Regions from separate parts of the Mus musculus genome. Here regions 1, 2, 3 and 5 are each linked to region 4. Evidence: chromatin loops called from intact Hi-C (ENCODE). Cell type or tissue: left cerebral cortex. All regions are shown on one strand. Each heading gives the region's core, and the rest is flanking DNA. Links, peaks and the distances in the headings are about the cores only. Region 1 overlaps Clvs1 (clavesin 1). Region 2 overlaps Asph (aspartate-beta-hydroxylase). Region 3 has its middle 17 kb from the start of Gm23423. Region 4 holds the start of Clvs1 (clavesin 1). Region 5 overlaps Asph (aspartate-beta-hydroxylase).

The links. Hi-C counts contacts between places; a loop is a spot of excess contacts. Peaks named below come from ENCODE experiments on the same cell type or tissue, not always from the same donor. Only the 100,000 strongest peaks of a DNase experiment are listed, where the experiment ranks them.
Region 1: it touches region 4 in a loop (5-fold over the local background); 3 of 42 quality-filtered maps call a loop at or near these places.
Region 2: it touches region 4 in a loop (2.7-fold over the local background); 4 of 42 quality-filtered maps call a loop at or near these places.
Region 3: it touches region 4 in a loop (2.1-fold over the local background); 2 of 42 quality-filtered maps call a loop at or near these places.
Region 5: it touches region 4 in a loop (3-fold over the local background); 6 of 42 quality-filtered maps call a loop at or near these places.

The regions. Positions count from the first base shown.
Region 1 is chr4:9,441,322-9,447,290 of GRCm38, reverse strand. All of the region lies in intron 5 of Clvs1 (clavesin 1), which reads right to left. Among named protein-coding and RNA genes, the nearest start is that of Gm11816, 160 kb to the right of the region's middle. In left cerebral cortex, for the core only: no CTCF peak of the experiment used is centred there; a DNase peak (open chromatin) is centred at 2,589; H3K27ac peaks cover 746 bases.
Region 2 is chr4:9,452,379-9,458,347 of GRCm38, reverse strand. Asph (aspartate-beta-hydroxylase) reads left to right here. Exons shown (of 24, transcript NM_023066.3): 24 at 4,903-5,969. The coding sequence ends at 5,053. Among named protein-coding and RNA genes, the nearest start is that of Gm11816, 170 kb to the right of the region's middle. In left cerebral cortex, for the core only: CTCF peaks have their summits at 1,788 (motif pointing right) and 3,224; DNase peaks (open chromatin) are centred at 1,307, 1,783, 4,225 and 4,988.
Region 3 is chr4:9,189,997-9,195,965 of GRCm38, reverse strand. It overlaps a transcript of Clvs1 not described here. Among named protein-coding and RNA genes, the nearest start is that of Gm23423, 17 kb to the left of the region's middle. In left cerebral cortex, for the core only: no CTCF peak of the experiment used is centred there; a DNase peak (open chromatin) is centred at 2,637.
Region 4 is chr4:9,265,279-9,271,247 of GRCm38, reverse strand. Clvs1 (clavesin 1) reads right to left here and starts at 1,931. Exons shown (of 6, transcript NM_028940.2): 1 at 1,777-1,931. In left cerebral cortex, for the core only: no CTCF peak of the experiment used is centred there; DNase peaks (open chromatin) are centred at 775, 1,206, 1,870 and 3,229; H3K4me3 peaks cover 1,598 bases; H3K27ac peaks cover 1,596 bases.
Region 5 is chr4:9,527,889-9,533,857 of GRCm38, reverse strand. Asph (aspartate-beta-hydroxylase) reads left to right here. Exons shown (of 24, transcript NM_023066.3): 16 at 1,793-1,943; 17 at 3,836-3,972. Among named protein-coding and RNA genes, the nearest start is that of Asph, 140 kb to the left of the region's middle. In left cerebral cortex, for the core only: a CTCF peak has its summit at 3,370; a DNase peak (open chromatin) is centred at 3,374.

The sequences.
Region 1 (5,969 bases), core at 430-5,429, 180 kb before region 4:
GCTCTATACCAATCTCTATGAGCAAATGTGCAGAAACCTTCATTGTTAAGTCATCCAGGTACAGAGATCCAAGCTAGAATGTTGTAGACCTGTGCAGATGCCCCATTGCCCAGGCAGGGAAGACAGATGATTGAGAAGAGAACATGGAAAGAAGGGAAGACAGAAGGGTAAATCTATTGCTCACACAATAGTCTCATTTGCCCTTCTTATTCAGATGGACACTGTTCACTCTCCCCTCCTGAGATGCAATTGGGACCTGTGTTATTTCTTTCAGTAGATACATTGACAGCAATGACCTGGAATGTCTTACCCAATAGAATGTGTCTTGGTTGACTGATAAGTGACAACAGGCCTGTTCCAAGATATTGAGAATAAGGAAGCAAGCAGCATCTTGCCCCAGGTTTATATGTCCCCTAATTGGGAACATGGCTTCTTAACTTTTGACATGATAGAATTCTATTTACCTAGTCACACAAGAGACATTTAATATTAAAACTCGATGTCAGTGACTCACTATGTCATGAAATATTTGAAATTCACTGAAAAGGTATATAGCAAACTCTTGTTTTTGTAATAGAAAGGATTAGAATGAGATTTATTCAATGTGAGCACACTGGGAAGAGAGACAAAGGCATTCACAAATCCCTCAAGTGGTCAAGGCGTGTTCTCAAGTACCCTTGACCCATCCTTATTGGGATTTCAGTCTCATCCTGTCAGACAACTGTTAGAATTGTTTGAAATCTCTTTTCAGGAGACATGCTCCCTCTCAGGGCACCCTTCCCTCTTCCTAGGATGAGATTCCTGGGGGAAAATCCCATTTCTTTGGGATCCTTCTTGAATCTTGCCCTTAGTAAGTTAGCTACATAAAGATTGCCTCTGAAAGTCAATTCAATTGCTCACTGATGAAAATGTCTCCCTCTGGTCAGCATGCTTAGGCTGTGCTCAGTTCAGCACAGTAGATAAGACCGTTTAGTGGCTCTGTCTACTCCTGAGAAGCCAAGTTCTCGTGCTAAAATAAACATCTGTATTTCTCCTCTTTTTAATGCAGAATACCATCTAACCTCATGCAGAGGGTGATGGGTAATTTCAGTGGTGGAGAAGGCAATCCCTACAAGGTTTCACCTAGTCTTTATACCCAGAGGATGCTTTCCTGTTGTTCTCTGCTTGGTCTGTGTTCTTATTAGTTGTCCTCCATTGCCTATCTGAGCTATGGAGAAGCCCTATAAGGACCTGACTGCTCTGTCCTTTACATGGAGTACATACCAGGAATCACAATGCCAGGGCCAAAAGGTACTGCAGAGGTGGTTTGGCTAGGCTCTCCCTTGAGTTAGGTGTTAACCATTTGTTTCTTGAGAATCAATCTCTGCATTTCATCGGGGAGAACCCCACAAAAGTCATTTTAATTTTCCAAGTTAACAGGAGGGTTAGTTTTGTGGAAGAACTCAGAACTCTCTGACCCCTTGGCTTGTAGCACTTCCCTCCAGGAATAGAAATTTCTGCTGGAGGTAGAAGGTGGATTTGACCAAAGCACATTGTATTCATGTTTGAAATTCTCCAAGAATAAACTGAAAATATATTTGGGTCTGAGGAAATAGCTCAGTCAGTAAAGTGCTTGAGGCACAAACATCAAGACCAGACTGGAAGTCCCAGAACTCACATTTAAAAAAAATAAATAAACAAAGACATGCTTGCAATCCTAGTGTTGGAGAAGAGAGATGGGGAGAGCCTTGGGAACTTCCTGCCAGTCTGCGTAGTCTACTCAAAGCCGGTGGGAGAAACCGGTTTAAACAACAACAAAAAAAAAAAAAAAAAAAAAAAAAAACAATCAAGGTAAACAGCACTTGAGAAATGAGGTCTAAAGTTATCCTCTGATCCACACACAAATGTGCACACATGTATATGCACACCATGTAAACATTCACCCATACAAAAAAAGTGCATATGCAACACACACACACACACACACACACACACACACACACACACACGTGTACACACACACATGCACGTACTGCATATTTTTAAAGGATCCTAAGCAATCTTCATGGCTTTTTTCTCCAATAACCTCAAGTACAGAAGAAGTTCCCCCCAAGGGGCTCCCCGCTAGATTAGAATGCCAACACGAACTTTATGTCCTCAGGTTAACGCTGCCTTCTCCTTTGTAAATTGGAGATAAAAATAATGCCTATATTATGGGGAATAGCAGATGCTGCAGAAGTGAGGCCTAGAGGGATTTCTGTGTTTGAAAGAGCCTCATCTCTGCAGTCATTCAACATTCGGGGGGTGGGGGTGTAGGTTTGTGAGCGCCGAGGTGTGAGCATTGAGCGTTTATAGTGCTTTTGCTAACACACTTTGAAAGCGAGCTCAGATGTGGGAGGTGGTCCACAGAAGCACAAGACATGTAGATTTTGAGCACATAGATATTTGTGGACATTCTTATCAGCTATCAAATCAGAACTTAAAATAACAGTGCAGAAAATGACTGCAGGCGTTCACACTGCCTCCTCTGAGTAGTCAGGTTTCTGTAGGACTAGACCAGCACAGAGAGCCAGGAGTCAGCCTCTCCGTCCACACTCCTTTCCCTCCCTCCAGAATCAGTGGTGTGAGCCCGGTGACGTCACCACAGCAGGACCGGGATGTGATGTTCTGAAGAGGCAGAGGTATGGTGGAGGCTGCCAACAGCTGAGACAATCAATGCTGGTGACTCATTCCACCCCTGGGACAGCTTGGAGAAGAATGGCTAGTACTCTGCGTAACAGAGCCCTTTCATAGCTCTGGTTTTTAATCAAATGAGAGTACATTGATGGAACTTGTCTGGTGTTATTAGCTCAGTGTGAATATCAGGCCTCTGAATACTCACATCCATCCATCAGAATGTAACTTGCAGCGTGGGCGACTGTCTGTGTGGCGGGTAGACTCAGGGCTGGCATGGTGGTGACACACAGCCATGACAGCAACAGATGCTAAGTGAAAGCCCAGTGAATAGACCTGAAGAACGAGTGGGAAAACGGGTGGAGGGTGAATGGCTGGATGGACAAAGTGGAGAATGAAATGCCAAAGGATTTGAAATGTGGTAAAGGAGATAACGTTTTGTTTGGAATGGAGAAAATAAAACAAAAGACTTTGCTCCCTGAGGTCTTGATAAATGTATAGCCTAGCATACTGGTGCACAGCTACAATTCCAGCACTCAGCAGCTGAGGCAGGAAGACTGTGGTTTTGGAGCTAGCCTGGACTATTTAGTACATTTCAGCCCAGCCCCAGCTACATATCAACTGAGACCCTGCTTATAAATATATAAACAAGTAAATAAACAGCAAGAAAGATTGCTTAGTTGGGACAGTTTCCCAGGCAACAACGAGGATGGAGATGGCATCAAATGCCCAGTGCTTAGGAAGACCAAGCTGGTTCCACGGCCACGTCCTGGCAGTGATGGGCATGGTTCATCATGTTAAACGCTACACAAACAGGATTTCCTGTACAACTGCAATGTCTTACATGCAGTCAATTACTGGTTTTCCCCTTTTAAGTTAAATAGTTGCAGATCAGTATACAAGGAGAAGAATGTCTGGGTATGTATTCCAGAGACTTCAGACACAGCGAATGGGGCATAATAATAAGTGTGCTGGACTTTGTCCAGGGCCAATGGAAAATTGAATCAAGGCTTTAAGTGGAGGAAAAACAAATGAAATGGATTTTTTCCTTGTGTGTGTGTGTGTGTGTGTGTGTGTGTGTGTGTGTGTATGTACATAGGGAATGTGGAGGCCAGAGGACATACAACATATACAACCTTGGAGTCCTACGTGGTAGTGGAAGACCAACCTCTTCAAAGCACATTTTTCTGTGAGACTGAGTTGGGAGCCCTGATGCGACCTCCTGGTACATCCGCAAGACTTGTCCAGCAACTCTGTCTTCTACACAGGCCACAGATTTCTGTACGTTCAGGAGCATCTTGAAGCTGCTTATAGGGCAGCCTTTAGCATCCAATTCTAATATTTACCCTTCATTTAATCTACACAGCCTAGTAATAAGGAAACTAATTGCTGTTCGTCTCAGGCAGAGGAAACCTAACTCACAGGTTGATAGCTACTCAGGCACACAGCTATTCTGAGCTCATAGGATTGGGACCCACGTCCCATTCCCTTAATGGCCCTTTATCCTGTTCTGTGAGCTGGCACTTAGTAGAAATTTTAATGAACAGATGAATGATTGTTCTAAAAACAAAATAGGTGCTGTAAATGTAAGCTGTTAACGGAATTTCAGAACCTAGGAGGAATCATATGACATCTTAGAGATGATTTCAAATCCTAATCAAATACTGATTACAAAGGCTATGTTACGGTCCACTCCACTGCAGACTCTGAGCAGTGTTTTGTTCCTCACTTCGTAGAGTATCTACAACAGCCTTTACTCTCATGCAGTCCCTTCCTTTGCTGTTCTCTTCCTTTGCTGTTTTCTCCCATCTCTGTTCTACTCCCCCACCTGCCCTTCATGAAGGTACCCCGAGAACCCCTTCTACGCTAAGATCATGTGAGAGGTCACCTAATAGTGGGGAGCCATGCATTCTCTGCCCTTGGAGAGTGTTCAAACTATAGCAGTGTGACTTGAAATGTAGTAAACTCCATAAATACACAGCAATTCAGTGATGGCTTGTTGAGACAAGGAGGCTGGAGGACTGCCTTCGGGGATGTGACAGTGTAATGCAGATGTGAGGACTGAGAAATCACTGTGAACCAGAGGTCTGCAGTCCTGACACTACATGAGAGGTGAGGCTGAGCATGCCATGGGTGGTGGGGAGGAACTCTTAGATAAAGGCAGAGGCTGGTAGTCAGAGAAGACTAAAAAGAAAGAGAGAGAGAGACTGGAGGTACATAGGTGACAGTTTCGATGAGAAGGGACAGAGGAGGCATCAACACTGATAAGACCAATACAGACAGAATTGCTACCCAGGCCAGAGGGCAGGCTCTGGCTGGGAAAGGGTGCTGAACAAAACTGAGGGTCCTGTGGGAACAAGGCTCCTTTGCAGACAGGGAGAGAAGGAGAGAAACAGGTAGGATGCTGTCACTACTCTTCTCTTCTCTTCTCTTCTCTTCTCTTCTCTTCTCTTCTCTTCTCTTCTCTTCTCTTCTCTTCTCTTCTCTTTCTCTCTCTCTCTCTCTCTCTCACTCTCTCTCTCTCCCCCCTCTCTCTCTCTCCTCTCTCTCTCTCTCTCTCTCTCTCTCTCTCTCTCTCTCTCTCTCTCTCTCTCTCTCTCTCTCTCTGTGTTGCCTTATTTATCCTATACCTGTAGGTGTGTATGTGTGGCTTACCGTATCTGTTCTATACCTTTGTGTGTGTGTGTCTTACTTTATCTGTTCTATACCAACCATGTCCTGCCAAATACTGAGTGCAAGATATGAAAGGTACAAAAAAAATCTAGATTGGCTTTATATATAAATGCATTTAAAGAAGAGAAAGATGGCCACTAGAAACCTGATTTCTGACCAGGAACTAAAAACATCTTTCTGGAGGCCTGATCCTTCCCTGTTTCTCTGGAAGTCCTTGTGTGTGATGCTGGGAAGGCATCACTATACCTCATACCATTCTTCTACAGTGCTCTTCAGCTCACCTTGTCACCCACTGTCCTTTGACCTTAGCAGCAACAGGCAAGGCCATGCAAAATATTACACAAATTTTGTAGCTGAAGAAACAGAGACTCTATGCAGTTAAGTAGAGAAAGAAAGTGACCAGACTGGGAAATACAAATAAAGAAAGAGGAAAACAAAGTGTATTCGTAGCTCAAATCACAGAGAGCTAGCCCTGTGGCCTGGATTCGGGAGAGCTGGTGGGCAGACCAACTCAGCTAACTCAGTCCCAGATTCAGGGCTTTGAGTAGGCCCACCCCACTGTGTGCCCCACCTATGAACTGCTGGAGCCTGTGAAGGGGCTGGTTCAGAAGATCCAAAGCTGCAGGACCTCCATGACACAGGGA
Region 2 (5,969 bases), core at 280-5,279, 190 kb before region 4:
CTATGAAGTTGAATGTCTACCATATCTTCTTATCAAGTCTGCAGGTGGAATCAAGTATAAATGTGCTAAGTTCAGACGTACCCCAATGCTTACTATGATAATAGCTCTACCTGCAGTAGTTCAACCTTATGGTTGTGAAGAATGAAGCCCGTTTACTAGAAACTGAACTTGTAATTGTTACTTTCTTCTTGGGTCAGCAGTATGTGTTAACACCTTCTAGTGATGCCAGAACTTAGCAGCACAGCTTCTGTCAGCCACTCCATCACTTGAACCACCAGCCAAGTTGCTACTGGGTGCTACGTCACTAGAATTTGTTGGATATTGGTTTCTGATAAGTAATGTTAGCAATTCCACACATTAGTGTTCAGTATGCTTTGCATTAGATGATCTTGCCCAACTATAGGCTAATGTCAACATTCAGAACATGTATCCCATAGGCTGGCTGGCATATTCAGACTGGATAGTGTATTGTATACATCAGCAATGCCTGGGGCTTTTGATTCATGATGGATTTATCAGGGCATAACTCATCCTTAATAAAGAATTATCAGTAACTTGCCCCAGATCACACAAGTGTCAAATGCCAGAATGAAATGCTATGTTCGGCTCCCTTTAAAGGACTTAGTGTCCTGCTGTGTCCTGATACTTTTTTATACTCTTTTCTCTCCTGTGTCCCTGTTGACTTTCCTCTTTTTCCTTCTTTATTTAATCATGGTTAAATACATATCATAAAGTAAAATATGTTAACCATTTTAAAACACATAGTTGGTTAGCATTCACTCACACTGTTACAGCCATTGCCACCACCTAGGTCCAGAATAGTCCAGTCTGGATGGGTGAGTACTAAGTCTATACTGCTTCCCCATCTAAGCCTGACAGCTTCCACTTCTCTTTAGTCTCTGATCTTGACTACTCCAGGACCTTACACAAGCAGAACCACAGAGAGTCTGGTCTTTAGTGACTACCTTGATTCACTTAGCATAATGCCCTTTAGAGACTTGTTGGGCTGGGGAGATGGCTCCCTGGATAAAAGTCCTTGTGGTCACATCTTTTAGGAGGACACCTGACGCAGCATCTAAATAATTTCACTTCCAGCTCAGTCGATTTGTTGAAGATCCGTTTTGTGGAAAAAATGAGTCTTACATCCAGTGACCAGAAAACCAGACTAGGTGTTTCCTAAGTTGTATTCTATCTTAGGAAAGCAGACAGATTGGAAATTAATCTTGTTTATATTCTTAGCTTCATCTGCTATGTAAGTGGGTTATACATGGAATATCTTAAATCAGTACTGCAAAGGACCCTACAGGGCCTCCAGCAGAACCTTAGGAGAGAGCTGTTTGAGAACCAAGCTCTAGAATGGTAGTCTAAATGAAGCACTAGGAGAGAAACCTGCAGGTGGTGGCTGTGTAGTGCTTTTTTTAACCCACCAAAGGTTGTGGGCAGAGTTAGTGCTCCTGTCTGTATACAGAGATATTAGCGAGAAGATACATCTTAAGTGATACTAATGTGCTAAATGCTGTTAACTTTTAAAAGAAACTTTTACTGGGACTTTTTTTTTTTAATATTAAAATTCCACAAAGTTTTAAAATTTTATATTGTACCTTAGCAAAGACTTACAGTATAGCAGGAGCGATGCTAGCTGGTTACCATATTATCACCAGGACTTGTTTCTTGAGAACATGATTGATGCCATTTTACATACTACACACTGCAGGCCCTGGCACTGTGGCCATCTGGCTCACATGGTCTTTGTGCTTTATCTTCAGCTGGGTCCCTGGCCTCTAGCCACTAGAGGGCAGTGCTATGCTCCACACCTCTGTAACAATGAGAAATATTTTTAGGAGTTTCCAAATGTAGGGGTGTTAGTCTCCTATCTGATTTAGGATTGGTAAAAATCCTTTCCCAATCTGTTGGTGGTCTTTTTGTCTTATTGACAGTGTCTTTTGCCTTACAGAAGCTTTGCAATTTTATGAGGTCCCATTTGTCGATTCTCGATCTTACAGCACAAGCCATTGCTGTTCTATTCAGGAATTTTTCCCCTGTGCCCATATCTTTGAGGCTTTTCCCCACTTTCTCCTCTATAAGTTTCAGTGTCTCTGGTTTTATGTGGAGTTCCTTGATCCACTTAGATTTGACCTTAGTACAAGGAGATAGGAATGGATCAATTTACATTCTTCTACATGATAACCACCAGTTGTGCCAGCACCATTTGTTGCAAATGCTGTCTTTTTCCACTGGATGGTTTTAGCTCCCTTGTCAAAGATCAAGTGACCATAGGTGTGTGGGTTCATTTTTGGATCTTCAATTCCATTCCATTTGTCTACTTGTCTATCGCTATATCAGTGCCATGCAGTTTTTATCACAATTGCTCTGTAGTACAGCTTTAGGTCAGGCATGGTGATTCCTTTTATCTTTGAGAAGAGTTTTTGCTATCTTAGGTTTTTTGTTATTCCAGATGAATTTGCAGATTTCTCTTTCTAATTTGTTGAAGAATTGAGTTGGAATTTTGATGGGGATTGCATTGAATCTGTAGATTGCTTTTGGCAAGATAGCATTTTTACTATATTGATCCTGCCCATCCATGAGCATGGGAGATCTTTCCATCTTGAGACTATGCCGGGGCCTAGCAAACACAGAAGTGGATGCTCACAGTCAGCTATTGGTTGGATCACAGGGCCCCCAGTGGAGGAGCTAGAGAAAGTACCCAAGGACCTAAAGGGGTCTGCAACCCTATAGGTGGAACAACAATATGAACTAACCAGTACCCCCCAGAGCTCATGTCTCTAGCTGCATATGTATCAGAAGATGGCCTAGTTGGCCATCAGTGGAAAGAGAGGCCCATTGGTCTTGCAAACTTTATATGCCTCAATACAGGGGAACGCCAGGGCCAAGAAGTGGGAGTGGGTGGGTAGGGGAGTGGGTGGGTAGGGGAGTGGGTGGGGGAGGGTATGGGGGACTTTTGGGATAGCATTGGAAATGTAAATGAAGAAAATACCTAATTAAAATAAAACAAACAAACAAACAAAAAACAAATGTAGGGTGGATTTAGGGGAGGCAAAGTCACTCCAGAGAAGAATAACTAGCATACTGGAGAGATCTAACCATAACATTTCTAAATTAATAAACTGATAAAACTAACTAATATTTTTTAAAAGGTCAATCTCTCTTCTCTATTAACCACCTACTGGCCCCTTCCCTCTACTGCATGCCTCTATCTTGCATTCAGCAAATGTGTTGCTTAGTGGTGTTATACAGTTCCTCTGAATATAGGGAATAGAGTGCCCCCTTTGTTGTCAAAGGTTTACAAAGGACAGAAACTTAGAGTGGGCACCAAATGACAGAATAGGCATTTATTACCATGCAAAATCAAACATGAAAAGGAAACTAAGAAAAGAACAAACCAAAAATAAAGAAAAGGGGGGAACCAACTAACTCCCCTCTTTTTAAATACCTTAAACAGAGAGAGAGTCATTTTCTTGATCTTAGAGTTATCAGAGAAATTGAACAATGTCAGTGGCTGTAAGGAACAAACTACAGGATAGATAAAAGGAAAAGACAGCAAGTGCCCGAAAAGAGACAATGCCCCCACTCAGAGCAGCAAAGTCACAAGGAACAAAATGTGGGAACAACTCAAATGTCTAGGTGAATGAGGATACACTGGACTGGAGGAAGCAGCACACAGCAGCACACAGCAGCACACAGCAGCACACAGCAGCACACAGCAGCACACAGCAGCACACAACAGCACACAGCAGCACACAGCAGCACACAGCAGCACACAGCAGCACACAGCAGCACACAGCAGCACACAGCAGCACACAGCAGCACACAGCAGCACACAGCAGCACACAGCAGCACACTCGGCCTGGAAACAGGAAGAAGCTGTAGTGATGCTGGAACTCGCCTGCCTGCCGTTTTGTTTTGTGTGGGGATGGCATGCAGATGGGGCAGTAGGATCGTGCATGTGCATGTGTACCCACATTTGTGTGAGGGTAAATGTAGGCACATTGCGTATACCACTGCAGATATGCGAAACTCAGAGACAGCCACCCGTGTGTGGCTCCCCACCCTCTGCCTTGTTTGAGGCAGGGTCTTACTTGCTCTTCAGCACTGCGTACACCAGGCCGGGCAGCCAACAAGCTTCCAGAGATTCTTTTGTCTGTCTTCCAGCTTCCCATCTCCCCATAGGAACACTAGAATTATAGGTGCTCGTGCTATCTATGCGTCTGCCTTTTGTGTGGGATCTGGGGGAGGAAGCTTTGGCTCTCACCACCCAGAAGCCTAAACCAGTCTCTGAAATGACAAATGGGACAGCTGTGGCGCTGTTGCCTTGGAACTTGTCCCATGCATGAGCTACCAGGGCACACATCTATGTCAGCGGTTCTCAACCCTGTCATCGGCAACCCTTTTGGGGATCCAACAACCTCTTCATGGGGGACACCTATCAGATATCCTGCATATCATAAATGCATTATGATTCCTAACAGGAGTGAAATTACAGTTATAAAGTAGCAATTAAATAATTTTAGGGTTGGGGGTCACCACAACACGAGGTATTAAAGGGCCGGGTCGCAGCCTTAGGAGTTCTAGATACTTTCTTGACTAAACAGCCGTTTTAAGGCTGGAGGCAGACTAAATGGAGAGCATGAATACTGTCAGTATGTCCTCATCACAAGTTCATGTCCTTTGCATATCTTTAGTGCAGAATGAGAAAATTGCTGTCCCTAATAAGAAAGAAGCCTGAAGTTCTTAATTATTAATGGAAGACTATTTTAAGGCTTGGTGTTACAGTCATATCCCAAAGGAGGTCACAAAAGGGGCCTCCTGTCCATGGACAGAAACTGGTCCTCGAGCCTGGCAACTCCAAAGCAGTTCTGACAAATGCACGTCTTTCTCTTCCAGGACGTGGGAAGAAGGCAAGGTGCTCATCTTTGATGACTCTTTTGAGCACGAGGTTTGGCAGGATGCCTCGTCTTTCCGGCTGATATTCATCGTGGATGTGTGGCACCCCGAGCTGACCCCTCAGCAGAGACGCAGCCTTCCCGCAATTTGAAAGGCACTGACGCAGACTTGGTTGCTCTCCAGGGAGGCTGCCTTTCTGGTTCCTTTTGGGTGTGGAGATAGAAGTCCAAGTACCATGACTCTTCATCCCCGTGCCATGCAGCTGGAGACCTCTAAGGTTCCTTCTGGATTAGAACTCACTGGAGGGAACATTTGCCTTCCTGCGATTCATTTAGGAGGCCTCTTGCTTCATGTCACCCATGACAGCACAGAACTAGTGCCTGCATTTAAGGGGCAGAAAACTTGGTTGTGTTGTCTACATGGCTGGCCAAAGATATTTTTCTACATAGAATAGTGTCTACATCAATGCACATGGAGGATATACTATATAGAGAAACTGTGAATGAATCACTTTAGTTTGTAATTTTTCTATGCAGTTATATTTTTCTAAGTAGCTAAACTGTTCTGTCACCATCTACCCCCATGTTTTCGTTGACTTTAATGACAAGAAGTATAAATTCTTTACGTCTGTTAAATAGTAATTTTCCTGGTAAATTCAGACATTTCTTTTTTTAGAAAGAAAAAAATCACGTGTGAAAGAAAAGAACTTTGTTTTCCTAACATAAATTGGAAGTCATGCTAGGATGCATGAACTGTGCCAACACTTGCCCTTGGGTCTACCTGTGTATCCTCATTTAGACTCAGTGTCTCCCCCTTTCTCTGTGCTAATAGTACAAAGTTGTTATTTCTAAGAGCAACATTTCTTTTTAAATTACACTGAGCAAAGCCATAGAAACATTTTATGTGATAGGAAAATACCACAGATAATGGAGCTTGGAGAGAAAATATCACATGGAAGTGAAATTTCCTGCTCAGGGTCAGGGACCCAGGTAGCCTGGCCTCTTTGCCTTCTATACCCAAGGCCTGGAGTCTGCAGTTCCTGCCTGCTGTAGATCCACTTACGTGTC
Region 3 (5,969 bases), core at 308-5,307, 75 kb after region 4:
GTTAAGATGATGCCAGGGAGTCTGGGAAAATCTCTGAGCAAGGGTAGTCAACGGTACCCTAGAGATGTGATCAAACCCCAGATCTGGCAAACAATAAATGATAATAAAAATTTCAAACTACAATGCAATTTAATTATAAAATTCTGGCATGTTAAGTTATTAAACTAGCTTGCCTATATATTCATCAATCGTCTGCTTTAATGAGTACTTTGTGCATGAACTGTTTGCCAGCTAGACTCACTGCATGCATGCCATGGTTACAGACAGGTGGGAGAAATGAGGTTAATTAAACAGAGAGACCAAAAATATAAAACTACAGCTGAAGAAAATAAGCAGAATCAAGACAAGTAGAGACCATCAAAAAAATTGGTTTTAAAAACTCAGAGATTTTAGTATTAAAACACTCTTCAGCCAGGCGTGGTGGCGCAGGCTTTTAATCCCAGCACTTGGGAGGCAGAGGCAGGTGTATTTCTGAGTTCGAGGCCAGCCTGGTCTACAGAGTGAGTTCCAGGACAGCCAGGGCTACACAGAGAAACCCTGTCTTGAAAAAACAACAACAACAAAGAGAACCCTCTTCACACTCAAGAATAAGGGTTTTTATTGTTATTGTTGATGTTTTATTTTGGTTTTGCTTTAAAGAGAAAATATTGCTAAGAATGTAGGGAGGTCAGAATGCCTGCTCCTTTCTGGTGAAAATATAAAATCATGTAATCTCTATAGAAATCAACAAAAAGTAAACCCAGAATTACCGTAAGGTCCAGTGGCTCCACTTCCTGCTATCTCCCCAACATCAGGGAGACAAACATTTGTCTCGTTCACAGCAAACCTATACCTATGGAGTGTACATGGGAACAGCCTGCATGTTCAGTGAAGAGCAGGTACAGACAATGGAGTATCATATAGCTTCCGAAAGGATGGATGGACAGCCTGACACATGCTACAACGTGGATAAGCTTGAAGACATTATTCACCTAAGAAAGTACTAAGTTTCAGGGCTGGAGAGATGGCTCAGCGGTTAAGAGCACTGACTGCTCTTCCAGAGGTCCTGAGTTCAAATCCCAGCAACCACATTGTGGCTCACAACCATCTGTAATGGTATTTGATGCTCTCTTCTGGTGTGTTTGAAGATAGCTACAATGTACTCATATATATTAATAAATAATTTTTTAAAAAAAGAAAAAGAAAGTATTGTTTCAAACCCAGGACAAATGGCTGAGGTGTGTGTTAACATAGCAAAGTGAACTTGGCAGCTAGGCCAGGTTCTCCTAGCATCCTTCAGTCCCTACCTGTTACAGGATCCTCCTTATTGCCATACCCTGCCCTCTACCCTGAACTCTCCAGCCCATGGACTGAGCTGCCCTCTGCCCATCTGTGTTTCTCTGTGTAACTCGGCCATTTTAGTTGCACTGGTCCATTTGGCCCTTGTGCACCTCTGGCCAACACACCATTCTCCCCTCTCTCCTCACCACTCTCAATTTATGACCTGGCTCAGGGTCATGTTCACTCCAGACCCTTCTAGATGCCTCTGGCTATGTGCTCACTGATCTCTATAATAAACCTTCTCCTCCATCATACTTGGAGAAGTCAGGTCCTCCCTTTTGGAATTCAGTTTCTCATTCAGAAATCTGTATACAATATCTGGCACGACAGGTACATAACATAAACACACAAGTCAAACATTTACTGATAAAACATAGTAAAATTTATCTTAAAGTGTTCTTTGATATACATGAAATTTTGCCATTTATTAAAATGAAAGCAAATTTGCCTCCTGATGAGGTGGGCATACTTGTTTACTTTGCAGGAGGATTCCGTCTTGGCAGAACATTTTAAATACTGCAGGACATAACTTACTTTCAAAAAATTTTTGGAGTCAGTCACTATTCTGGTGACTTTATTATCACCAACAATGAGAACAGCTGCTTTTAGCATAAAATGGTAGAATTATATCCAGAAACTTTGTCCTAATCGCAACTCAAAATTATCTTTGATTTTTCTTAAACTTATTCAAAACTCAAACAGCAAATTTGAAAAACACTCAAGCACAATAACTATCAAGCACGTACTGCTTCGCTGCCTACCACGCAGAGGGATGGGAGAAAAATACTGACCACCTTTATTTTCTACAGTTAAACTAAGACGTTTTTGTAAGGGCAAACACTTTGCACATGCAGTCAAAACACAACTCATAACACACAGTCGTCTCCAATCCTCATACCGGGGTTCCAGCACTGTGTGGTGTGACTGCACGCACAGAGCAAAGTGCCCATGTTGCCTGTGAGAAGATAAAGTGACAGTGGAGCCTCCTGATGCAGCCCAGGTGGGCACTGTTGAAGACCCTCTGTATCCGTCACTCTGCATGCAGAAACGTTTACTGTTGCCATATTTTGTAAAAGCCCATAGGAGTTAATGACTGAGTTTGGGAAAGGATGCCTTGTCTAATTTGCTTGTTGTGTATAAATTCTGAATCTGGTAGATTGTCCATTTGTCTCTAGGAGCTAAATAATTCTACCCTCCCCAAGCTTTCTTCTGTGAACAATGAATTTCTTTGAAAATTCGCTGATTTGTCTTGGAGATCAGATTCAAAAACACGGGTATGTCCTCACTGTAGTTTCTGAATTCAACACTCGTGGGCGGTTCCTGTTTGGCTTCCACTGGCTGGCATTTCTGTCATTTTTAGCAGCAAGAAGCTCTTGAAAGAAACAAAGAAAATACTAAGCTCTGTGGGTGATCAGTTAGCAGGACTGCTTGACCTCATGAAAACTTAATGAAACGAGCATCCCTTCCATGGCGAGAGCAGCATCATATGAAGGCAGCTGTGTGGTGCCTCTCATTCATTTTGTTAGATGGACTTGAGTCTTTTCTTTTTAATAAGGCAACAATATAGTCAGTGCCATCAGTGGAAGGTTTAGGGGATCTCGTTATACTCTTCCTACATGTAAAAGCTTATTACAAAAAGAGTCAAATTGGATAGGTGTAGTGAGAAAGTCTCCATGTGTTACGTTCTTAACAGTGTAAGCAACTTGTATACACAGACTTGAAGACCTAGCCAGACATCCCTAGCATAATGTGATCATATGAGCTGCAGTTTCCTTCCTGAATACCTACCTATTGTGCCCTCGGTGGAAAAGTAAACTGTGTAAACCTGCTCAATTTGTTTGCTGTCTCAAAAATAACAACAATAATAATAATAAATAATAATAAATAGCGCTATTAACACTGTCTCAAAAAATAATACTACCCTGATTACTCCCTGAGGGTGGGGAAAAAATTCATGAAACCCTATCTCCTACTGCTGAACTCTTGATTATTGTTATATTTTGGGGGGAAGGAGAAATTATCTTTAGTTGTACACTTATTGCTACCCCCACCAGGCTCTAACAGATAACCCCAAACCCATGACCACACAGGCATCCCTGGTTAAACTCTGTAGACCACAAACAAACTGAATAGACATGGGTATGAGAAGGAGATTTGTAGGGACGAAAGGGGAGAAACCGAGGTAATATGGGATATAAGAGGGCAGGGGTGAGAGCGGTCAGTGTGTTTTACGTACGTGTGTGGAACTGACACAGAAAACATTCAATTAATTATTAAAATGGGTGGGGAGACGGTAGAGAGCAATAGATAAAGAAACCCAGCATCAATTTATGATCTACACACACACGCAAAGGTGAGTTCATATACACACACATGCACACGCACACACACACACCAGTAAAAAATGTTAATAGTAAATATCAATTGTTGGATTTCCTTAAATCTTCTGTAATTGTACTAATTCTATTTTTTGCTTTCTCTAGTTTCTTAGACATGTCCGTCAAAGTCTTCCACTACAATTCTTAATCATCTACCTACTAGTCGCTTTCAGTTGCTCTGATAAAAACCAATGACAAAAAGTGACTTATGGGGGAAAGACTCTTTTGTGCCCTATAGTTCCAGAGGGAGAGTCCATAATGGTGGGAGAAGCAGTGGTGAACCCTCCCCATTGCATTCTTCTCTTTCCACTGGCCACATTTGTCATTTTTTTCTTCCTCCTTTTCTTTCCTTGGAATTAGCACCCCTGCTTAGTTAGTCCCCTCCTCATTTGAAATGAACACATATATTTTTCAGTATTTATCTTTGCATCACAAACATCCATACATATCTTTTCCAACATATCTTTTCCCAATTTTAATATTAATTGATACCTTTGTTCTCTTCCACTCTAACACATAACTGAAAATAAACTGGTTTTATTCCCTGCTTTCCACTTCTGCTTCTATACATGTTACCTTTGTATATTCTTTATAGCCTCTCAACAGTCAACTGTTGACTAAACATTTAAATTAGCCCAAATGTTTAACATTTAATAAGTTTTCCTTTGCTTCTAACTAGACCTACTTTCTTCTACTTAAAATATAGTCTGTATATTTCTTGGTGAGATTATCTGCCAAACGATATATTAAAAAGACAAATACTGTTGGAGATCCATCTTTCTTCTGGTGCACCTCTAATTGCAATCATGGATCATCACCCCACATTTCCCAACCCACAGCTCTGCCTGCCTCCCAGGAGGCCTGCTCCTACCTGGGACACCCATGTGAGAAATCCACACCCAACCCCCAGCTGCTGTGACCAAAGCAAGCCCAGCAGCCATGAATGTTAGGAGCTCCGTTTTCCTTCTGGCCCACACCTCTACCACAATTTCAGATTGGCACCTTATCCCAGAACACAACTCTTCCTAGCTCCCAAAAGTGCTGCCCCCACCCAGGTCAACCAGCTCTGTCATCTGGGCCACACCTCTACCTGAAATTAAGGATCTGCACTCCACACCCCAGCCCACAACTCTGCCTGCCTTTTGGGAGGCCTGCTGCCACCCAGAACGACCAGTCCCAGAGGCTTGCTATCCCCAGAAACTACCAGGCTGTGAGAACTAAAGGGGGTGAGAGGAAAGAGCAGGGAGGGAGGATAGCCCATATCGAGCCAGAGTTCCTCCTATGCTCTGGGCAGGCAGATGAGGAAGGGCTGCCAGACGCTTTCCACTCGGCCCAGATGGGCATCTAAGCCACTCACCCCACTCGACAGGGGGTGGACAAGGGGCAGCCCCCGACTTGGGGCCACAGGGCGACACCCTGTAGCCCCGGGGTTATGGGAGAGAGGGCTGAGGGAGAGAGGTTCCCACGCAGGTGAGAGTAAGCACAGCTAGCCTTGATGAACAGAGACAGTCTATGGCTTTAGAGCTTTATTGTAGAAAGGCAGGGACAAAGGAGAAAGTGGAGAGAGAGAGACCAGCCACGGCCAAGATGAGGGAAGGGGTAAAAAGAGAGAAAGAGGAAAGGCTGGAGAGAGAGAAGGAGAGGGACAGGGACAGGGACAGGGACAGGGACAGGGACAGGGACAGGGAGAAGGAGAGGAGAGGAGAGAGGAGAGTAAGTGTAAGGGGAGTAAGAGAGCTAAGAGGGGCCAAGCAGCCCCTCTTATAGTGGGCTTGTTATCTTGTTGTTGCTAGGTAACTGGGAGGAGTCCAGCCTGAAGGTCAGAAATTTGAGACATTGTCTATGTGACTGCTAGCCACACTTCTCCTGTGGGAGCTGAGGAGGCGGTGGGTAACTTTGACAGGAGCCAGAGTTCCAGGAGACATGAGGGAACTCCTACCATCCCATGTAGGTGAATTATCACCACCGTGTCCCAGGGTTCCACACCTCAGCTTGACTGGAGACCAGACTGTCTGTGTATAGCCCATTGCCCAACACCAGGCCAGCCAATACCAGAGACAACCAGATGGCTAAAGGTACATATGCACAAGAACACAATCAACAGAAGCAAGTGCAGTACGCATGGCACTATCAGTGCCCAGCTTTCCTACTATAGCAAGCCCTAGATACCTAACACACCTGAAGAACAAGACTATGACTTTAAATCTCATCTTATGAAGATGATAGAGGCCTTTAAAGAGGATATAAATAAATTCCTAAAGAAATACAGGA
Region 4 (5,969 bases), core at 623-5,622:
GCTTAAAAAAGTGAGTAAAATTTAGAGACAAATAGAACTGAGCCTAAGTTCATATAATTAGTAACTATACGCAAACTTTTGTCATGACATGACTAGTCCTCATCCATAAAGATTATTGAGCATAAATTTTTGCACAAAGCTTTTTCCAGAACATATCTGTTTGTGAGTCTCTTTTCTTTTGGGTGGTGCCTCTAAAGAGAAGCAAGAACAAAACTAGCTTCAGTGTCCCTTCTCCAAGAGACAGATTAAATACACCAGGGTACTGTTGAGTGGGGTTTTCTATGCTTTAGCTTAAATATTCTTGTGACCAATGACCTAACAACATTTCTACTTAGATACCACGCATTGAGATTAAGATCCTGATTTTATGTTGACAAAAACAATAAAAAATATACAAAACAAAAACAGCAGCAAAAGAAACTACAATACTTTGCAGTTCGGTAAAATCAATTCAAAGAGTCCCTTTCCAGACACTTCTTTATGACAGGTGAAAGCACTTGTTTGCTGTACTTTGTTAGCTCTTATAAAGCAAACGATCCTGGTTAAATCAAATAGGTGCTGTGACCCAGGACTGGACCATCAGGTCCAAATTAATGGGCTATTTGAAAGATGTTCCAACTCCCCATCAGCTTTGATAGAAAATGATAGCACTGCAAAGCAGAGCCAGGCAAACCACGGTTACATAAAATGCCTTTTCAATTTCTGCACTCTATTACCCTTTACTATTTATAGGAAAATGGTGTTATCGCCTGATTACTGAGAAAGCACACAAAAATCTCGCCTCCCAAATCTGAGCCAGTCCTTGACTAGTAATGAACAAAGCCAGGCCATCTGCTCTGAATATCATTACCACTTTGGCCATTTGGGCAAGGGGTATATCTGTTCTTCTTCTAGGAGAGATTTAAGATTGGGTAATTGAACTAAGTAGACAAGAAAAGGAGATGTTAGAGCAAATAGAATCTCCTAGCCTTATTTGTTAGGTTCTTACGACCGTCATTTTATTTTTTATTTTGGCCACAGAGTTAAATTAACCTTTGGGGTTCTCATTTTATAAAACAGTTCAATAAAAACTTAATTTCAGAGTTTCTATGGTAAATGCTTAGGAAGAAAAACAGCCATGTGGGTGCTGTGAGTCACCCATCATCCCCCACCCTGCTTCCTGGTGACTCTCCATTGGAAAACCAGAATATCGGGACTGAGCTAACATTTCTTCCTGGAATCATACTATGCCTCAGGCCATGTTAATTTCCTGAACTAAACAGTCTCTAATCTGCTGAAAGGCAGCTGGCTAACTGCTGGTGTCTGGCAAGTCCCCATCTGTCCCTTTGCTGGGGTCTCTTCCTGCTGCCTCCACTTCACCTTTCTCTCGAGCAGGCGTCTCTCTTTGTTTTCAGGGGGTCTCTCCACCTGAACTTTCCCTTCTATGCCTGAGAACTTGAGATCTCCCCTCTCTACCTTGCCGACCTCAGGCTTTGTCTAAGTGACAAGACACAGTTGTGTGGACTGTAGTTACCGCGCCGGTGCTGGTGGAGATGATGACGGCGATGGTGGAGATGGGGTGCTGATGGCTGGGGAGCGCAGGCTGTGTGGCGTGGCAAGAGGATGGACCGCAGAGGCGGTGAAGAGTGGGGTGCAGAAGGGATGGAGTGCAGTGGGATTGCAGATGGGAGCTGTCCACGCGCCGAAGTGCTGAAACGCCGCAGCCATGGCACCGCTAGAGCGGGGACGGGCGGGGAGGCTCTGCGAACACAGAAGGAAGAAAAAGGCAACAAATACCTTCACACCGCCTCCCAGGCTTGCTTTGAGAATGTGTTTCTGCAGGTGTCCTCGCGGCTGAACTGGGTGGGTGAGATCCCCTACCCTGGCAGTTGGAGCTCAGATTTCTCTAGAAAGCTGTGAATGAGAGCCCGGGCTGCATGGGGCTGTGATTTGGGTAGGAGGCGTGTGCGCCAGAGACTCTGTCCTTCCGTACCAAGCCTGGCTTTCCCCTGGGTCCTAAATGCCTCCGCAGGTTGGACTCACCCATTCTGGCAATACAGTCTAAGGATTGTTGTAATCCTTTAACAACTAGGACAAAAAGTACTGGAAACCACCACTCTCCACATTTAAAGCAGACTCTTTTGGGCAGATTATTTCAAATTTCAAACAAATGGTAAAGCACCATATGTCTATGGAAAAATAATTATTTTTATTAACAAATGACATGACATTCAGAAAATGGGCTGTTGGAAAAGGCTCAGATTAAGACTCTATCTTGTCAAAATAAAAACAGGTAAGTTAAATACATCAATGAAAATTTAAAACATTTTCTAAGCAGAATAATAAAAGAAATCACAGGAAAGAGGTCAACAAAGTTGAATGCATAAAATATTTTTTAATCTCAAGAATCATGCATGTAAATTATCACTTGAAAAAAATCACAACAAATGTGTTTCATGCATAGCTATTTCATAATAAAAAGAAAATGCTGAAGATCCAACAAACATTTTAAAAGTCAGCTTACCACTAAAACGCAATGCATAACTTAATAAAGTACCAAAGACATGCTAAAAGAAGAAAGACAGAGAAAGAGAGAAAGAAAGAACGATAAAGGAGCAATGATGTATGGTTTAGGACAAAAACATTTAAATCCACACAGTATCCCATATCCTAAGACATTAAGTGAGAAAGTATAATCTTCCTACAGATCCACGTCAAAATGTACTTCAAGAGTCTGAAAATATATATGATATACAGTCTTCTAATTCTACTCAGCAATTTGTGTAGGTATTTATGCATATAAATTTCATTTAAGATAATAGAAATTATCAAAAACAATAAACTTAATTTTATATAGGCTGCAAGATCTTCCTGATGAAAGCCTCATTTCTGAAGAGGAAAGACAAAGAGAAATGTTTGCAAAACAGAAATGATGGAGAAAAGACACAAATGCAGCATCCAACCGCAACCTCTGCTCCTCAGGTTGGCAGGAGCATTGGGTAGTATGAAGACATAAGTAAATCTGCTACGGTGACTCAGTCGTCCTCCATACATTTGCCTAAACTTGCCACATCTATTTAAAAACTGAACGTTGATGAGTCTCTTTCCAATATTCCTATTATATAGTTCATCATGATGTTTAATCTTCCAGCTCCCACATCCCACATTATTGCATTCTCTCTCTTCCTCCCCCCCGCCCCCTTCCTCTCCCCCCACATGTGTTATATATAACTCTCGTGGCAGAGGAAAGCTCCACTTTGTCCACTGCTGCTTGTAAGCCATGGAAGGCTGCCTGGAACTTCACAGTACTTCAATAAATGTCCTGAGTGGGAGAGTAAATGGATGAGTGACATAACCCACAACACATATATGTGTATTTAAAGTATTTTATGATGCTATGAATTTTGTATAGAAATTGATCTGAACAGGCTTGGCACATCAAAATGGTCTGCAGGGAATGGTGAGCTTTCATTACTTAAGCTTAGTTAGAGGGATGCCTTCAAAGGCACAGCTCAGCTCATCGTAGACATGTGCAAAGACACTAAAGGAGAACTTGTCCAAAGAAAACACTTTCCCTAATTAATTCCCATTATGCTGTTTTCAGTCATGTACATGCATACTTTGATCATTTCTCTGCCTCTCTCCACCTCTGATCTACTTCCTGTACTGGAGTAGTTCCTGTCTTCATTCATGTCATTCTCCTTCCATTGTTTTAGAGTCGGCATAAGAGAAAAAACAAGTAATATTTGTATTGTCTTCCCTGACTTATTTTACTTGACATGGTGATTTCCAGTTGCATCCATTTTCCAGCAAATGACATCACTTCATTCTTTTTTGTGGCTAAAATAATGTGATTTCCTTTATCCATTAATCTCCTAAGGGGCACCAAGGCCAGTTGCATATATTGGTTACTATGAATAATGATGCAATAAACATGGTTGTGTGGATATTCCTGTGGCATGCTGACTTAGATCCCCTCAGGTATATCTCTGGAGAAGGTAATGCTAAATCACATGGTAGTTTTATGCTAGTTTTTTGAATAATATCCATGTTTATTTTCATAGAAACTGGACTAATTTACATTCCACTAAAATGCACAAAGATCTCTTTCTCCCAATTCTTGCCAGCATTTTTTGTTTTTGTTTTTTCTTAATAATAGCCATTCTAATAGTTCGTTTGTTCTTGATTTATGCCATCTTAATACTTCTGTAGACTAGATGTAGTGGCACAGGCTTAAAAATCTCATCATACCTTAGGAAACTGACAAGGATGGAATGCCAGCCTGGACTATATATTTATAAAAAAAGGTTGTACACTTTCCCTTCTTCTGAGGTGTAATATTTATTGACACCTGTTTTCCCCCTACACACACACACACACACACACACACACACACACACTTCACTTCACTTTTTCAATTCTATTCCTGCTAAGAGAAATGCAAGCCAAGACATGGGCAGTTCAGAAGTGTAGTTCTGAAAAAAAAGAAAAGTTTTGCTTGAAGTTGACCTGTACGTTGATGCATATTGATAAAGACATTTGAATGACACCATCAATAATAAAGCTGGGTTTTATATACATTCTACGTGATGGGATAATCATATGCATGAGATCATAATATGCTGATCATATAAATGCTGATATTGTTTATTGGGAAAACCATAGCCCCATAGTGCATCAAGAAAGATGCATGGTAAAGAGATGCAAACTAGCTAGAAGAGTACAATCTTATATCATAAAGTTTAAATATGCAAGTTTAAAATTCAGTTTCACTGAAAATAATGTAAAAAGGCCTTTTGTTTGGGTTCTATTCATTTGGGAGACAGAGTTGCATGTAGCACCGGGTATCCTAGAATTTACTAGTGTGCCAAAAGATGGCTTTGAACTCATGATTCTTCCCCTCTGCCTCCTGAGCACTGGCATTATAGGTATGTATCAGTGATATCAATTACACTGATAATTAAACCAGATGTACCTGATATATGTGAACATTTGCTTTTTCCCCAAAGTGCCAACAACAGTGTATACTTTCCCTTCTCACTCTGTTTGCTACCTCTATATTTTTTATAACCCCCATCTCTCTATTCCAGTGGCTCTCAGCCTTCCTAATGCTGCAATTTTTTAATACAGTTCCACATGTTGTAGTGACCTCCAATCATAAAATTATTATGTTGCTACTTTGTAACTCTAATTTTGTTACTGTTATGAATCATAATGTAAATATCTGGTAAGCAGGATATCTGATGTGGGATCCCCAAATGAGATACAGTGCACTATGATCTAGACACGAGTTGGTCAGCAATATGTAAAGGTTTATCTACCTGAAGTTCAAAGTGCAAGAATGGATTAGTACCCAGAAAAATTCTAAGGATCCCCAAAGATTCCTTCAACCCCTATACCCATTTGCAATCCCAGATCTCTAGATTTTATGTGACTGCCTTATGCCTGCTGTTCCCAAATGTAGAACTTCCTGTTCTAAAGATGTAGAATCTAAAAATACCAACAATCTCCAACCCCCTTCCATAGCAGACCATCACACAGTAGCAGCCAATGGCATAGTAGATGATGATAAATACTTGAACCTAAGAAGGAAAAGATAGAGACATCTGGATCTCGTTGAGTTCTCATTTCTGAAATCTCACCAGGCAGTATGAGGGAAGACTTTCTGTGCAGAAGGCTAGTGACTTGCTTTGTGGGAGAAGATTACCATGAGGTTTGTTCACTTAGTCTTTGTGATGGATGCCAGTTTGGTCTGGGAGAATCTTTTGGCTTCCATCACCCTACTGGGACATATATAGAATGGCAATTGTGTAAAATGTCCTCATCTGAATTCCAGTTTCCAAGGTGAATTTCAATTGCAGTAGAACTGAGATCAGAGCAAACACTAAATTCTTTGGGTAGAACTGTATAGTCACCAGTTACATGGTTAGGGGCTGGAGAGATGCCTTATGGTTAAGAGCACTTGCTGCTCTTGCAGAGGACTTGGGTTT
Region 5 (5,969 bases), core at 330-5,329, 260 kb before region 4:
TCAACAGGTGTTGGCTTTTACAAAGTATTTGTCACTTAAGGGAAGAGCTATGAGGATTTTTTTCTTACCAAAGTCCTCAGATTTTATACATTAGCCCAGCATACAGTTTATGTTAAATTGAGATTACGTTTACATATCCTGATTAAAATTTCATAGAATATGTTCAGCATGGAAATGCTACTAGTTTTCTTTAAATGAAAGTCTATAAACTCTGATGAGCTACTGTGGACCATCTTACACATCCCCCCTACTTTTCTGTCTCTGGTCTTTCCTTCCCAATTCTTAGTTTCAAGTTATGAATTTGGGGGTATTTTGTTAGGAAAATAAAAGCATCCAGAGACTCTGCCCTCTCACACAGTTGCCATGATACCTTGCAGTCGTCCATTGGCAGGTGTGAACTGTTCTATCCCCCTGTCTTCTCACCTACTGGACCACATCTTGTGTTTGCATGCTCTCTTTTGTCTTTGGATATCCCCTTTTCTGGTGGGTATTTTGCATCCACTGAGAAACCTGATGTGCTATCTCATCCTTATGATGCTGGGCTCTCATACCCCTCGACCTGCTCACACGTGCTCTGGCTCCTGTTAAAGCTAGCCCCTCCACATCCTTCCCATGTTCTCTTGACAGTGCTCCAGTTTGTTCAACAATCCCATGGAAACAGTGATGGCAGGGCCATCGAGGCTCCACAAGGCCATTACCTTCTCTTCTCCATCCTCCTCTTGTCTGACTTGGTGGCCACTCAGAGCATACTTCTCTTCCTCTTACAGCCTTTGTATCTAGACTTGCCTCTGGGGCATTGCTGTGTTGTTGTTTTCTTCCCATGTAACTCATTCCATATCCCATTTTCCTGTGGGAAAAAATATGTCTTCCTAACCTCTAATGAGCTTGAAACATTGGATAATTTTAAGATTTAGTTCTTGGAACTCTCCTGAGTCTACACTCATGACTCTTCTAGCTTGCCAACTTTAAATACCACTTCCATTCTTGACAGATCCTATGTGTGTGTCCTTAGCAACCAACTTTCCCCCAACTCCACCCCCAGAAGTGCACGTTCTGAGTGTTTACCTCCCCTTGGCATTTGGTTTAGCATACCAAAGACTGAAGTCCTGATCCCCTGCTTTACCAGACCTGTCTCTGTTCTTCCTTTGCATTCCCAGGGGAGGACAGCTCAGTCAGCTAGGCACTCACACCACACCCTGAAGTCATCTTCTCTCTTTCTGTCTTATACTAAACATGCCCTGGCCCCTCTTCTAAAGTTCCCCAATTGTCTTGACTAGACTGCTAATTTCCCCATTCTGCACCCGCCATGCATCAACCTGCTGTTTCTATGCACAACACTTTTGTTTGTATTTGTCAAATGAGAAAAGATCTCACCCTGAGCTATTGAACTAGGGTGACACATAGGTAGAATGGTCTTGCCCTCTGAAAAGAGCTGTTAAATGAATTAATTAATGGGTGAAGTGAATGAGTCGCTGGACACACAAATTGAAGAACAGACCATAGATCAGAGTCCTGTATGTCTAATGTTCCCAAATGTTATTATGTCTGTCCCCATCAGCCCTATTGTTGTGATTGTATAGTCCTCTTCCTCGTCTGTAACTTAGCAGCAGACTTTTCTTCCTGTTATTGAAACAACAGTTGTCCTGCTTTCTTTTGTTTGTATCATTTGATAAAGAAAAGGTCAATTGTCTTTTTAAAAAGCATGTCTAAAAGATCACTGTCATTGGATCTCTGGGGGAAATGACAGGCATTGAGGTAATGGCATATTGATCCATCTGGGGGCCACCTCTAGTGTGAAGATGACTTGGCAGAGAAGCAGAGAAGCAATGAGGTTCTGCGCAGGGCCATCGAGACCTACCAGGAGGCAGCCGACCTGCCTGATGCCCCTACAGACCTGGTGAAGCTGAGCTTGAAGCGAAGGTCGGAACGGCAGCAGTTTCTAGGTGAGAAGCTGAGCTTGGTGATGGGGGAACATGCCTGCCTTCAGTGGCAGCCACATGGTGCCTTCTCAAAGTCAAGGTGCCTGAGAAGAAGCCTGCCTTTTGCCTTGTCTGACTTAAACACAACTTCTCTTTATTTAACCAATCTTAGCCTCAGTAATTGTGTGCACCCTCATGTGTGTGTATGTGTTCGGTTGTGTATGGGTGTGTCTGTCTGTTCACACACAAGTGCACTCATACGTGTACAGAAGCAAACATCTATGAATGTCTAGGCCAGAGGAAAACCTAGATGCCATTTCTCCTTATTTTTAAAGACAGGATCTTCACTGGCCTGGAGCACTTCACATAGCCTACACCGGCTGACTTTCTAGTCCCAAAGCTCCGAGTCGCTGCCTCGCAAGCACTGGGATTACATGCCTGCGCCAGCATATGTGGCCTTTATGCTTGGTTTCTGGGTATCACATGTCTTCATGCTCACAAGGCTGGCCTGCCTTCCAGTCATTGAGCTTTTCTCAGGCAAGCATATAAGCTCACAGCTCCTGAGGAAGACACTCAGTGTTGTCTTCTAGTCTCTGTTCACACACCCACACATGCATATAAACGCATACAAAGTCACTGTGGATTTTTACATTAATTTTGGGAGGGTTTTTTTTTTTTGAGAATTTGTTAAAATAATTATTCAACTTAGAGTTAAACGGATTGTCTTTGGTTCCCTCTTAATTTTTATACCAAAAGATTCTCTTGCCTCCCAGCCCGAGATCAAGGTCTCTTGATCTTGTGAAGATGTCTCACCTTCCACAGAAATCCTTTAGTTTTCAGTATAGTCTCTTCCGCTGAGGTGAGAATGAGACAGGGTAACGTGAGAAGGCTCTGAGGCAACTGGACAGGGATCCTGAAATTGCAGAGTTATGGAGTTTCCTCACAGTATAACAGGGGATCCAGACAAGGTGTGGAGGAACAGCAGCAGGTGTCTGCAGGAGGTACCTGCACCATTGGCACCATTGCTGTCTGCACCAGAGAGGGAAGCACTGCCTGGGAAAACCACTCGGAGTCCTGACTGGAATAGCATTACCCAGCAATGCGACACAGACCCTGGAGTGAACGGGCCAGATTTGCTTATGTTAGCTAAGCAGTAGCTGTGTTCCCTGGCTGAACTGCACCTGCCTCCTCATAGTCCCCTTTGTAGGCATTAATCCCTGCACGGTAGGTTTTTCTCTTATTTATTTATTTATTTATTTATTTATTTATTTATTTATTGCAAATGCTAGTCTTCTTAGCACAGCCCCGCCCCCATTTGCAGTTTGTGTTTCCAATTTGCAATTGTGACAATGAGCAGTGACAGTGGGCCCAGACTCTTTCTGTCTAAGCCTCCAAGTGAACAGCAGCTGGGCTTTCCTGAGCCATGTAGTGCACCATAGCCTGTTGTCCACCAGAGGCTCCCATAGTACTGGAAAATGTCTCCTCTGCTCGGTCTCTGCCTCCTCTGTTAGAGAAGGCATGCACAATGAAGCTGGTGCCATGGCCCTCGGTGCCCATACTGACAGCTCGACCCAAACTCAGGCTTTCTATTATCTATACTCCATCTAAAATTTCAAAGCTAATAAAACAAAATTGTTTCACCTGAATTGGTAACATACATTTATATTCTCAAGAACATAAGATAAAAAAAATGTAAATGTGAATTGACTCAGAAAATACTATGTCTTTACAATTTATGATTGATCTCGTATTTAGTATCTACATAGAACAATTACAGATAGCATTATAGCTATGCTACTCAGGACTTACTGATCTGTTCATAGAGGATGTCAGATGTAAGTTGTTCTTCAGGATCTGCTAAATCCTCTCTTGTGGTCTGTATTCATAATACTTTTAATCCTATTTTCCAACACTAGGTCACATGAGAGGTTCTCTACTTACCCTCCAGAGACTAGTTCAACTGTTCCCTAGTGATACTACCTTAAAAAACGACCTTGGCGTAGGATACCTCTTGTTGGGAGACAACGACAGTGCCAAGAAGGTTTACGAAGAGGTAAGCACTGGTGTATTTTGAGCCGCACTGAGTTATCTGTAGACAACTCTTAAGTGCTGATTGAAAATGACATGTAACATACACTGTGTTCTGTCCTCTTTATCTTGAATGAAACAGCATGTACGTGATTATGGCTAACAATCTGGATTTAACTCTCCCGTTACTTTCTCTGCCCTTCACTCCCTGTTGGAGCCCGAAAGTCACATCTAGCACAGGCTGGCTTCAAACTCATGGTAATCTTTCACCTTCAGCCTTTCAACTGCCACCATGACCAATTTTCCTTACTTTGTTTTTCTTTAGTGGCATGCCTCTATTGTACAGAGCAATGGGTCCCATAAAGACTATTAAGTATATTGACCATATTCACCCCTATATCTTGATTGGAACGATTTAAATTTTAATTAATTTCTATTTGAGCTTCATTTTTATCAGTCTGTATTGACAACTTTTTAAGGGTTTTTGTTGTGATAGGAAAAAGAATGAAGTCAATAAATGTAAATAATATACTATTTTCAAGTGTTGCAGTATGAGACTCTCAGGCAAAAGTAGTAGATTATACCATTGATATTCCCATATTCTGGCTGAGATGGCTTTCAAAGGATTTCTGCTTTATAGTGGACATTTTAATAGATAAGCTCTAAGTCACAAAGCCTAGAAACTGGTTCCTTTAGGCAACAAGGGAGTTTATTTGGCGTAAAGCAAACAATATGTCGAATGCACTTTGAAGCAGGAAAAAGCTAACCCCTCTGTAAAACAAAGACAGACGAGGGTCCTCGTTCTTTGACTTGAGCCTCTGGATCAGTGGCTTCCAAGCTGCCGACTTTACATTAAATGCTACTTCAGTGAGCTAGGATGTGTCACAGAAGGGTCTCTTCTGTGTTGGAAACATCGTCAACAGTAGCAGCTTCCCCCTCAGCCTGCTCACAAAGAGGCACTTGACTCTGTTGCTCTTGGTGCTTAACTGTAATGTCATTGAATTTTGAAGCTATTGTCTTTCTACCTTTGTCATAACTTTGATTGTTTTTGGGAGATCAGAAGTTTGGCCTTGGCTTTTTATGACATCATTAATACATGCATGGTGGACTGAGACTACAGCATTGCAAATGTGTATTGTATAGAAAAGACCTGCACTAGGCTATAACGTAGTCCCTGTGGGACAGGGTGTCAGCTAACATACCCAGTGGCTCCTGTCCTGCAGGGTTTGGTTAAAAGAAACATTATGTGTCATAGTGATTTAGGATCAGGTGAATGTAAAAATGAACAAACCATTGGAGACACAAGATGGAGGTCTAGAGATCCTTCCTACGTGTATGTCTCCTCCTTCCCACACTGTCTTCTTTCTTCTCCTTGTAAAATTCACTCTTGTTTTCCAACTCTTTCTTTTCCTTCCTTCCAGTATCCTTCTCTCATCCCCCATTTCAGTCTAAAGAGCGCAGTGAAGTTCATCCTGGGAGCCAAGCACAAGCGAGGTCTCAGGTCTCAGCAGGCTTCGAGCTCATTTTGACCAGCATCTAACTGCATTTCCCTCTCCTACCTTCTAAAAGTCTTCCTCGAGTACACTCGTCCCATCTCAGAAACATGGAATGTTTTTCTTCACCTTGAAAACCAATATTATGTTGTTGTTTATTCACCCAGGACTGCATTCTCACTTGGGTGAGCATACTAGGATGCACAGAGCTTTAGATATTGCCCTATCACACAACTGATTGGTTTTCTTTTAAAAGGAGCCTTCATACATTGAGAGTAATGTGTGGCACTCCTCTGTTTTTGCCTCTTACTTATAAACTAATGAGCTGTGTTTCCCTAACCAAAGTTTGGCCTGTTGTGTTTATCTCTTTTCCCAAGGTCATTTCAGAAACTAATACCAAGGCTTCACAATGATTTTTGAGTACATATGTGAAAATCAGTTCATGATCCTACTTTTAGTTTTAGGGCTTTGTTTGTTTGTTTTCTGTTCTGTTTTCAGCCCAGAGACTAGCTTTACAGAGGTTAGGTAG